Linked DNA regions of Homo sapiens: region 1 is linked to region 2. A link is an interaction called in ENCODE POLR2A ChIA-PET data of the cell type or tissue named here. Cell type or tissue: PC-9. All regions are shown on one strand. Each heading gives the region's core, and the rest is flanking DNA. Links, peaks and the distances in the headings are about the cores only. Region 1 overlaps ATP6V0D1-DT (ATP6V0D1 divergent transcript). Region 2 overlaps NUTF2 (nuclear transport factor 2).

Region 1 (5,371 bases), core at 137-5,136, 370 kb after region 2:
GCTCCACGACAGAAGTTCTGAACTGGGACTGTTCAGACAATGTGTCTTGTCTTACCACTGTAGAAAGGTGACAAGAGCAGGAGGACCTGGGACTTGGTGTATTTGGGGCCTCCCTGGGTTGGCCACAGCTCTTTCCAGCTCATTCCTCTTGTAGGCTGCCCTGAACTTGCTAACCCAGGGCCAGACTCTGGCCTATGATGAGGAAGCCATCCTGTGTGCTGGCACTCACCCTGGCTGTTCCAGTTTGTACCTTGGGAGTCAGTTTTCTGACCCCCAATGTTATGTCCGAGCTGGAATCTGAGGACAGGGCTGCTCAGTTGGGTTCTCAGGAGCCTGGTGAAGATATCAGGTCCAATGGGGCCTATGACCTTGAACTCCATTTTTTCAGGGCTGTCAATAACAGGAGGAGCATAGGTTGTCATTGGGTGAAGTTGCCCAAGATGGTTGCCTAGAAGGAGTTTAGGGGGTTGGATCCTGGGGTCCAGGCCACAGATGGAGGCTGCAGAGAGTGGAACTTGGGAAGCCAGTGCTGGAAAGGTGGGAGACTCTGGAGAGAGGAGTGAGGGGTGCTCTAGAAAAGGTGATGGGTTGGAGGAATCATAGGAATCCCTGGGGTGTCCACATAAGTGTCATCTCCTGACATGGGGAAGTGGTGGGTGGCATTCAGACCCAGCTTCTCTGGACCCTTCCTTGACTTTGGTTCACCCTGCAAGTACGGCTGTGGGCCGGCCTGTGGCCAGGTGGTCTTAGCTGGACCACGAGGGCTGTGTGCTTTGCAGGCCCCAGTAACAGTGACAAAATCCATTCAGGACATGCTGAAGGCAATAAGGTGATGGCTGGGCTCACAGAAAAAGAGGCGGGGGCCTTCCTGGACTAGGAAGGCTGAGTCATCTCCTGGTGGGTATCTCCAAGGAGTGGACCAGACCACAGGAGCCCCAAAAGACCCAAATTCTTTGTGTTCAATACCCAGCCTTCACATCAACCCTGCTCCCTCCACCCCCAGGTTCCTAGTAAGCCCTAAGCATTTGCACCAGGCTCTGGCATGCAGTAAGTGCTCAGGACATATTTTAAGATAAAGGAATGAGCGCTGCCTCCTCACTGGGTTACAAGGGCCAGCACCTATTTGGTGTCCCCGGAGCTGAGTGTCAGGCCGCTTATTCCTCTGCCTCTAACATCCCCAGCAGCCCTTCCCACTAATTGGCTGCAGGCCTCAGCCATCATCTAGTACCAGAAAGACCTTGGGCTTTGGAGTTAGAAATGGTGGGTTAGGGCAGAGATTCTCAAAGCTCAGTCACATCAGAGCCACCTGAAAGGTCTGTTAAAACTCTAGCAGTTGGCCGGGCGCGGTGGCTCACATCTGTAATCCCTGCACTTGGGGAGGCCGAGGTGGGCGGATCACGAGGTCAGGGGTTCGAGACCAGCCTGGCTAATATAGTGAAAGCTTGTCTCTACTAAAAAACACAAAAATTAGCCGGGCATGGTGGCTCGTGCCTGTAGTCCCAGCTACTCGGGAGGCTGAGGCAGGAGAATCGCTGGAACCTGGGAAGCGGAGGTTGCAGTGAGCCGAGATGGAGCCACTGCACTCCAGCCTGGGCGACACAGTGAGACTCCATTTCAAAACAAACAAACAAACAAACAAATAAACAAACAAACTCTAGCAGCTGAGCCCTACCCCAGGAGTTTGTGATTCATTATGTTGGGGCAGAGCCAGACTTAACATCCTCCCAGGTTCCTACCTTAGGCTGATGCTGTTGGTGTGGGCGCCACATTTTGGGGGATAAGTATGCTTAGACACACGTGGAACAGACTCTTGGTGTCCACTGCTGGTATCTGCCTCTGATGTGTCTGGGGCTTTCTGAGCTCACTCTACAAGTTGGTCAGAAGTGCTAGGAGTTAACTCTCCCCCAACAACCCTCCAAGGGACTGAGACAGGGTTGCTGTATATCTACTCACCTTCCTCCTGCCTTGGGTGGAACTTCTCTGAGACATGCATTCTGCACTGCAGCCCAGAGTTCCCCACCCACACCCCGGGGGGACCAGGCATCCCTGGTGGAACCCTGCTTATGACCCACTTTATAGTGGCTGTCTTCCCTCCCTGTATTTTTGTACGCTTGTTCTTTGTATCCTCTTTTATTTCCTTATTTATTTTTGAGACAGGGTCTTGCTCTGTCGCCCAGACTGAGTGTAGTGGCATGCTCACGGCTTACTGCAGTCTTTTTTTTTTGAGATGGAGTCTTGCTCTGTCGCCCAGGCTGGAGTGCAGTGGTGCAATCTCAGCTCACTGTAAGCTCTGCCTCCCGGGTTCAAGCCATTCTCCTGCCTCAGCCTCCTGAGTAGCTGGGACTACAGGCGCCCGCCACCACACCCGGCTAATTTTTTTGTATTTTTAGCAGAGACAGGGTTTCACCATGTTAGCCAGGATGGTCTTGATCTCCTGACCTCATGATCCGCCTGCCTCGGCCTCCCAAAGTGCTGGGATTATAGGCTTGACCCACCGCCCCCGGCTGGCTTACTGCAGTCTTGACCTCCTAGGCTTAAGCAATCCTCCCACCTAAGCCTCCCTAATAGCTGGGACTGCAGGTATATGCCACAATGCCAGGCTATTTTTTTTTTGAGACAGAGTCTCGCTGTCACCCAGGCTGGAGTGGCAGTGGCACGATCTCAGCTCACTGCAACCTCTGCCTCCCAGGTTCAAGTGAGCCTCCTGCCTCAGCCTCCCAAGTAGCTAGGATTACAGGTGCACACCACAACACCTGGATAATTTTTGTATTTTTAGTAGAAATGGGGTTTCATTCACCGTGTTGGCCAGGCTGATCTCAAACTCCTGACCTCAAGTGATCCAGCCATGTCAGCCTCCCAGAGTGCTGGGATTACGGGCGTGAGCCACTGCGCCCAGCCTAAGTTTTGTATTTTTTATAGACAGGATTTCCCCATGTTGCCCAGGCTGGTTTTGAACTCCTGGGCTCAGGCAATCTGTCCACCCTGGCCTCCCAAAGTGTTGGGATTACAGGCGTGAGCCACCATGCCTGGCTTGTATCCTCTTAATAAACTTCCTGTGCTACAATGTTTGTCTCAAGGTTTTCTGAAGTGGGAACTCAAACTAAGACAATGTCTCTGCCTCTTGTTTGTCTACGACTATGGTCAGGTTCATGCCATTGCACTTGATCTTAGCCAAAAGGCCAAGAAACGACAGGTTCATGCCATTGTTCTGGGCCTCCATTCATTCTTCTGTGAAGTGGAGAGAAGTCCACCAACGTTCTCATTGACTTGCAGTAACAGCACAATGGGTATGAGCATTGCAGAGCAGGGACTCACTGGGGCTCTGCAAGTATGGAGGAGGAAACTCATTTCTTTTTCTTTTTTGACGTAGTTTCTTTCTTGTCACCCAGGCTGGAGTGCAATGGTGTGATCTCAGCTCACTGCAAGATCTGCCTCCTGGGTTCAAGCGAGTTTCCTGCCTTAGCCTCTCAAGTAGCTGGGATTCCAAGCACATGCCACCACGCCCGGCTAATTTTTGTATTTTTAGTAGAGACGGGGCTTTACCATGTTGGCCAGGCTGGTCTCAAACTCCTGACCTCGAGTGATCTGCCAGCTTTGGCCTCCCAAAGTGCTGGGATTACAGATGTGAGCCACCGCACCCGGCCTAATAACATTTTTTATTGGGAAAATTTACATGATATAAAATTCACTATTTTAACCATTTTAAAGGGTACAGTCCAATGGTTTTTGTATATTCACGATGTTATTCAACCATCACCACTACCTATTTGGAGAACATTTGACGTTTTTTAGTTGTTGCAACTAAAGAGGTGTGGTGCTACTGACACCTAGTGGGCAGAGAACAGAACTGCTGTTAAACTTCCCACCAGAAAGAATTATGTGGGCCTGGGGTTGCTGGTAATCCCAACACTTTGGGAGGCAGAGGTGGGAGAATCACTTGAGTCCAGGAGTTTGAGACCGGCCTGGGCAACAAAGTGAGACGCCATCTTTACAAAAAATACAAAAAATTAGCCGGGCGTGGCAACGTGGGCCCGTGGTCCCAGCTACTCGGGAAGCTGAGCTGGGAGGATCACTTGAGCCTGGGAAGGGGAGGTTGCAGTGAGCCATGATTGCACCACTGCACTCCAGCCTGGACAACAGAGCAAGATCCTGCCTCAAAAAAAAAAGAAAAGGAAAATTATCTGCACCAAAATGTTAACAGTAGAGGTTGAGAAACCTTGCTCTACACAATGAAAACACCATCACCACACCAACAGTAATTCAGCAGTATCACCCTGACTTGTTCCAAGAATGCCATTTTACCATGTTTTTTTCTTTTTTTTGAGACGGAATTTTGCTCTTGTTTCCCAGGCTGGAGTGCAATGGTGCGATCTCGGCTCACTGCAACCTCTGCCTCCCGGATTCAAGCAATTTTCCTGCCTCAGCCTCCCGAGTAGCTGGGTTTACAGGCATATGCCACCATACCCAGCTAATTTTGTATTTTTGGTAGAGATGGGGTTTGTTGGTAAGGCTGGTCTCAAACTCCCGACCTCAGGTGACCCGCCCACCTCAGCCTCCCAAAGTGCTGGGATTACAGGCGTGAGCCACCACGCCCAGCCCATTTTAGCATTCTTATTTTAGTCCAGGAGTGAAGCAAGGTTCATGAATTGGATTTGGTTATGTCTCTCTAGTGTCTTTTAATATAGAAGAGTATCCTCTGCCCCACACTCAGCCTGTTTGTTTTTCATGTCATTGATTTTCTTTTTAGGAGTTTAGGCCAGGCCACTTTTCTAGTATATTCTGGATTTACCTGATTGCTTCTTCAAGATTGGATTCATGGTAAATACTTTTGTCAAGAATACTACTTTGGTGATTTTTGCATCACATCAGGAGGCCCATCATATAAGATTGCTGTGCTATTTATGATGTTGAAACTGGAAGATAACATAGTTCAGAAGACAGAATCCGGTGCAGCCTCCCCCTCCCCTTCTCCTCCAAGTATGGTGTCCAGGCAGCTACTGTAGTTTGTCTACCCTTTCTGAAAAGTAGCGAGCTGGGAGAGGTAGTGCATGCCTGTAGTCTCAGCTACTCAGGAGGCTGAGGTAGGGAGATTACTTGAACCAGGGAGTTCAAGGCTGCTGTGTTATGCACATCAGCCTGGGCTACACAGTGAGACTATCTCAAAAAAAAAAAAAAAGTGAAAAACAGTGAAAAAGTCAGGGTAGCCTGAGGCAGATAACACTCAGCCAGCAGGAAGTCTTCAGACCCTCCTCTCTTCTCTCTCTTTTTTTTTTTTTTTGAGATGGTGTCTTGCTCTGTCGCCCAGGCTGGAATGCAGTGGTGTAATATTGGCTCACTGCAACCTCTGCCTCCTGGACTCAAGCAATTCTCC
Region 2 (5,371 bases), core at 217-5,216:
TTCTGTGGATGGCCCCAACTGTAGAGGAGCCCACTCCCTCTGTCCTGATAATAGGACTCTGAACCAAAGCAGTGAGGAGGTGGGTTCCACCCCAGCAGACAAGCATTCGCAGTGGTGGGATCTGATGCAAGTCACTGCCCTTCTTAGGGCCTCAGCCTCCTCCACTATAAGATGGGGATGGCAACCTGACAGTGCCGGTGGTTGTGAAGCTTCTCTAAAGGAACATGATAAAGCCCTCAGCTCAACATGGTAAGTGCTAGCTCACTCCAGTCCGTGTGACCTCGCCCAAAGCCAGAGGAGCCAGCGGGGAGGAATCGTGTAGGGAAAGAGTGAGAACGCAGCCAATCCTCCGCTCTGTGACCAACACTCAAGCCAATGAGGGAGCAGGAAGCTAAGCCAGCTTTATTTTAGGTCCCCTAGGAGGTAGTGGCACTAAAAATAGAAGCTCAGTGCTGGGATGACTAAGAAATGTCCAGGAAAATCTAAAGCAAGCAGGGGAGAAAGCTTGGATCCAGTCACGCCTGCCACACAGGAACACAAGGTGTGTCCTAGTTCATACTCTGCCAAGAAAGAAATCAACAAGTGGGGAAAGCACAGGACCATCATCTAGTCTTCACTGTGGTCTTGGTCACATTTCCAAGAGGTCAGACACTGGCTGTACTCACACACAAACTTAGAGGACCTAAGGCAGAGCACAGCTCCCACCTCTGGCATTTCTGCCCCGTCCACCTGGTACTTGCTATGCTTAGTCACTCAATGTGCCCTGACCCTGCTGCAGCTTCCAAGGTGCCATACCCACTGCCTAAGAGCTCTGAGGGTAGGGGAAAAGCTGGAGGAATGGATAAGGGCCACATCTCCTTCTACCCTTGGCTCAGAGCAAAGTTGGGCAGTCCTCAGAAAGGGTATGCCAACCAGAAGAAACAGCACCAGCAAATGTCCCGGGGCATGAAAAGGGTCTCGCTCTGTCCCCCAGGTCAGGGTACAGTGATGCCATCTCATCTCCCTGTAGCCTTGACCTCCAGGACTCAAGCAATCCTCCCACTTCAACCTCCCAAGGAGCTGAGACTCCAGGCAAGCACCACCACGTCTGGCTGCTTTTTGTGTTTTCTGTAGAGACCAGGCTTCACCATATTGCTCAGGCTGGTCTCAAACTCCTGAGCTCAAGTGATCCACCCAGCTTGGCCTCCCAAAGTGCTGGGATTACAGGCGTGCACCACCATAACTGGCCTGTGATAACTTTCTGATACAAAAACTCCTTGACTGAAGTGGTGGTGGAAGGAAATGGGGTGGAGGGATAAAGGAAGAGAAAGACCCTTTGGCCTGGTAGGGCAGAGAAGAGTGGGGAAGAGTAAGCTCTCTGAGGAATAGGACACATCAGGGGCTCCCAGAAAATGACAAGGAACCTTCAAAACTATGTGGGATTGAGGCCTGCTTCACTGTCTTGTGTTTATTTCCAAGTAGTGATCACAACAGCCACATAGTCAGAATCCACTGTCATCCAGTGATGTCGCTGGGTCTTGCCCTAAGCTCACCTGGTACATCAGTGCTGACACTGGGTCCTCTGGTCAAGGCCCGTCTCTTTTTTCTGCTAACTCTGCATCCCTGAGCTCTAAACCACAAAGCTGACCATGCTCCTCCCCTACAAACACCCTTGCTTTTGGCTTAAAGGCCAAACTCCCTAAGCTCCACAGGTGGCCATCCACCCTCATCCCCATCTCCCTAAGCCATTCCCTCCTACCTCGATCCAGCTACATACAGACACAACAGAACCTACCGAGAGCCTGCTCACCATGTTTTGTACACAGGAAAGTCCCCTCCTGCGATCCCCACCCTTCCCACGGGAGGCAACACTCTTGAGTCCAAAAAAAGAAGCAAGAGTGCAGAGCCCCCATCCTATCCCCATGCAACATGAGGGAGGGGTCCAGGCCAGGCTGGAAGATGTTCCCCAGAATAGCCAGCAAGCTCTGATCTTGTTTCTAACACATTTACTGTGCAAGTAACAGGCTGGAAACAAAAAAGCCCGGGCTCAGAGGCAGCCTCACATTAGACTGGGGACTGACCATCATGACAGCTTCTCCTACAGCTCTTGTGAGAGGGCCGCTGACCACACCATCTCCTGCTTCACCCCAACAGTCCGCAGGCTGAGGCCAGGCTCCTTGAGGAGCAGAAAAGACTCTGATGACCTCTCACCCACTGAACACCAGCCTTCACTGACCCTTAGGTCTCTGTGAGTGCAAAGACCCTCCAAGAATGTCTCAGCAACTGTGGCCCTCTCCCAACACATTTGCACAGAGGTAGAGATGCCCCAGCCTTGTGAATAATTTTCAACTGTTCAGCCATAGATCCCAGGTTAAAACCTCTGACCCAGGAGATCCCGTTAGACAACAGAAAAACTCCATTTTTATCTTCCAATTTTAAGTGTTTCCAAGAACAAAACTCAAAATAACTGTCTGGCTGTGAACACTTCATTTTCACTAATGCATATGAGGCACAGAAATGTGCAAAGAGCTTATGTGCACTTGTTTGTAACCACACCCTGTGAGTCAACCCCCTTGTTAGAGATGACCAAAAGGAGATTCAGCGAGGTTAGCCAACTCCAACTCGCTCTAGGTCAGCAGCTGATAGGTGGTGGAATTGGACTGACCAGATTTGGAGGCCTCTCCAGAGTCAGGACTTCTAGTGACAACGTGGGCCTGGAGACAAGAACAGACTACATCAGTGAGAGCACTCCTCTGAGCCTGGCTCTCTCAGAAAGGGGCAAGGCAGTCCTGAACCAGGGCTTCCACCTCCAAACAAAGGCCTCAGGCAGAAGAGTTCCACATCAAACCTAGAGTCCAAACAACAGGAGTTTTCATGGAGGATGATGTCAGCTTTCTCAAACCTTCGAGGTCACAACCCTGTTCTACCATCTCAGCAAAGCAGACAGAGCAGACAGAGATCCTAGCCTGAGGCAGGAGAGTGATCGAGAAGACGCTATCACTCCTTCCAGACTGGCACACAGAAAGATTCTCATGTGTCTGCTGAAGCCCACAGGGAATGCCAGCAGATTTGCATGGCCTACAGTGAGGGCCCCAAAATTGGTACCAGTCGTGGCTATCCTCCACACATGCTATCACGGAGGCCAAAAACACAGCCTTGAGGCACAGCCTGGAAAGGACTCCTCCAACAGGGAAACTGATAGCCAACATGGCTTAAACCCCTCAGGCCCAAGGCTGGGCATAGTAGCTCACATCTGTAATCTCAGCACTTTGGGAGGCCCACGCAGGAGGATCACTTGAGTCCAGGAGTTCCAGACCAGCCTCAGCAACAAAGCCCCATATCTACAAAAAATTTTAAAAATTAGCCGGGCATGGTGGTTCACTCCTTTAGTCTCAGCTACTCAGGAGGCTGAGGTGGGAAGATCACCTGAGCCTGGGAGGTCCAGGCTACAGTGAGCTGTGAACTTACCACTGCAATCCACCCTGAGTGACAGGGCAAGACTCTGCCTCAGAACAAACAAAAAGGCTGGGCATGATGGCTCACACCTGTAATTCCAGCACTTTGGGAGGCCAAGGTGGGCGGATCACAGGGTCAGGAGATCAAGACCATCCTGGCTAACATGGTGAAACCCCGTCTCTACTAAAAATACAAAAAATTAGCTGGGCGTGGTGGCAGACACCTGTAGTCCCAGCTACTTGGGAGGCTGAGGCAGCAGAATGGCGTGAACCCAGGAGGCGGAGCTTGCAGTGAGTGGAGATTGCACCACTGCACTCCAGCCTGGGCAACACAGCCAGACTCCATCTCAAAAAAAAAGAAAAAAAAAAATAATAAAATATCTGGCCATGGTGGTGTACACCTGTAATCCCAGCTACCCGGGAGGCTGAGGCAGAATTGCTTGAACCCGAGAGGTGGAGGCTGCAGTGAGCTAAGAACGACCCACGGCATTCTAGCCTGGGTGACAGAGTGAGGCTCCATCTCCAAAAAAAAAAAAAAAAAAAAAAAAAAAGGCCTGGCGCAGTGGCTCACGCCTGTAATTTCAACATTTTGGGAGGCCAAGGCGGGTGGATCACCTGAGGTCAGGAGTTCCAGACCAGCCTGGGCACAACATGGTGAAACCCCATCTCTACTAAAAATACAAAAATCAGGTCAGGCGCGGTGGCTCACGCCTCTAATCCCAGGACTTTGGGAGGCTGAGGCGGGTGGATCACCTGAGGTCGAGAGTTCCAGACAAGCCTGGCCAACATAGAGAAATCCCGTCTCTACTAAAAATACAAAAAATTAGCTGGGCATGGTGGCAGCTAATTTTTCCCTGTAATCCCAGCTACTCAGGAGGTTGAGGCAGGAGAATCGCTTGAACCCGGGAGGCAGAGGTTGCGGTGAACCGAGATTGTGCCATTGCACTCTAGCCTGGGCAACAAGAGCAAAATTCCACCTCAAAAAAAAAAAAAAAAATCATCAGCTGGGTGTGGTGGCATGCACCTGTAATCCCGGCTACTTGGGAGGCTAAGGCAGGAGAACTGCTTGAACCTGAGAGGTGGAGGTTGCAGTGTGCTGAGAACACCCCACTGCACTCCAGCCTGGGCAACAGAGTGAGACTCCATCTCAACAAACAAACAAAAACAAACCCTCGGAGCCAGAGTGTAAAAAGCGTCTTGCGGGTGTGGTGGCTCACACCTGTAATCATGACTGTAATCCCTCGGACACTTTGGGAGTCCAAGGCAGGAGGACTGCTTAAGCCCAGCAGTTCAAGACCAGCCTGGACAACATAGTGAGACCTCATGTCTACAGGAAAAAAAAAAAAGCTGGACATAGTGGAATATGCCTGTAGCCCCAGTTACTCGGGAGGCTGAGGTAGGAGGATGGCTTGAGCCAGGGAGGTCCAGACTGGGCAACACAGTGAGATCTTGTCTCAAAAAAAAAAAAAAAAGTGTCCTGAAGGCAGAGCAGCAGCAACCAGACAGGAAGACACTGCTGGGTGTCAGTCCTTCTGGAAGTCCCCCGATTTTATGGTCTGAGGAGGGGTGCTACTATGTATTCTGTCCCATGGCACCTGGAACAAAGTCTCAACCACTTATCCTGTCCTAGGTGACCTGGCCCTCCTGGCTGTCCAACCTCATCTCTTGCCACTCCCTCCCCTCCTCTACAGTTGCACCAGGCAATTTCCTCTATCTGGAACATGCTGAGTCTGTTCTCATCGCAGGGCTTTGTAACTGCTGCTCCTTCTATCTGGACCACTCTACTTCCTAGATCTTCGTGTGTCACATATGTGCCAGCTCGAATGTCACCTCCTCATTCACACCTTCCCTGACCCCTTAGTCTAAAGTTGCTGTCTAGTGGCCAGGTACAGTGGCTCACGCCTGTAATCCCAGCACTTTGGGAGGCTGAGCAGGCA

What was found. Peaks named below come from ENCODE experiments on the same cell type or tissue, not always from the same donor. Only the 100,000 strongest peaks of a DNase experiment are listed, where the experiment ranks them.
Region 1: POLR2A ChIA-PET joins it to region 2 with 8 read pairs; 2 of 35 experiments call an interaction of 5 or more read pairs at or near these places.

The regions. Positions count from the first base shown.
Region 1 is chr16:67,492,629-67,497,999 of GRCh38, reverse strand. All of the region lies in intron 3 of ATP6V0D1-DT (ATP6V0D1 divergent transcript), which reads right to left. Among named protein-coding and RNA genes, the nearest start is that of AGRP, 12 kb to the right of the region's middle. In PC-9, for the core only: CTCF peaks have their summits at 3,609 and 3,808 (motif pointing left); no DNase peak of the experiment used is centred there.
Region 2 is chr16:67,858,410-67,863,780 of GRCh38, reverse strand. The region is part of intron 1 of NUTF2 (nuclear transport factor 2); the gene reads right to left. Among named protein-coding and RNA genes, the nearest start is that of EDC4, 12 kb to the left of the region's middle. In PC-9, for the core only: no CTCF peak of the experiment used is centred there; a DNase peak (open chromatin) is centred at 2,560; H3K27ac peaks cover 1,126 bases.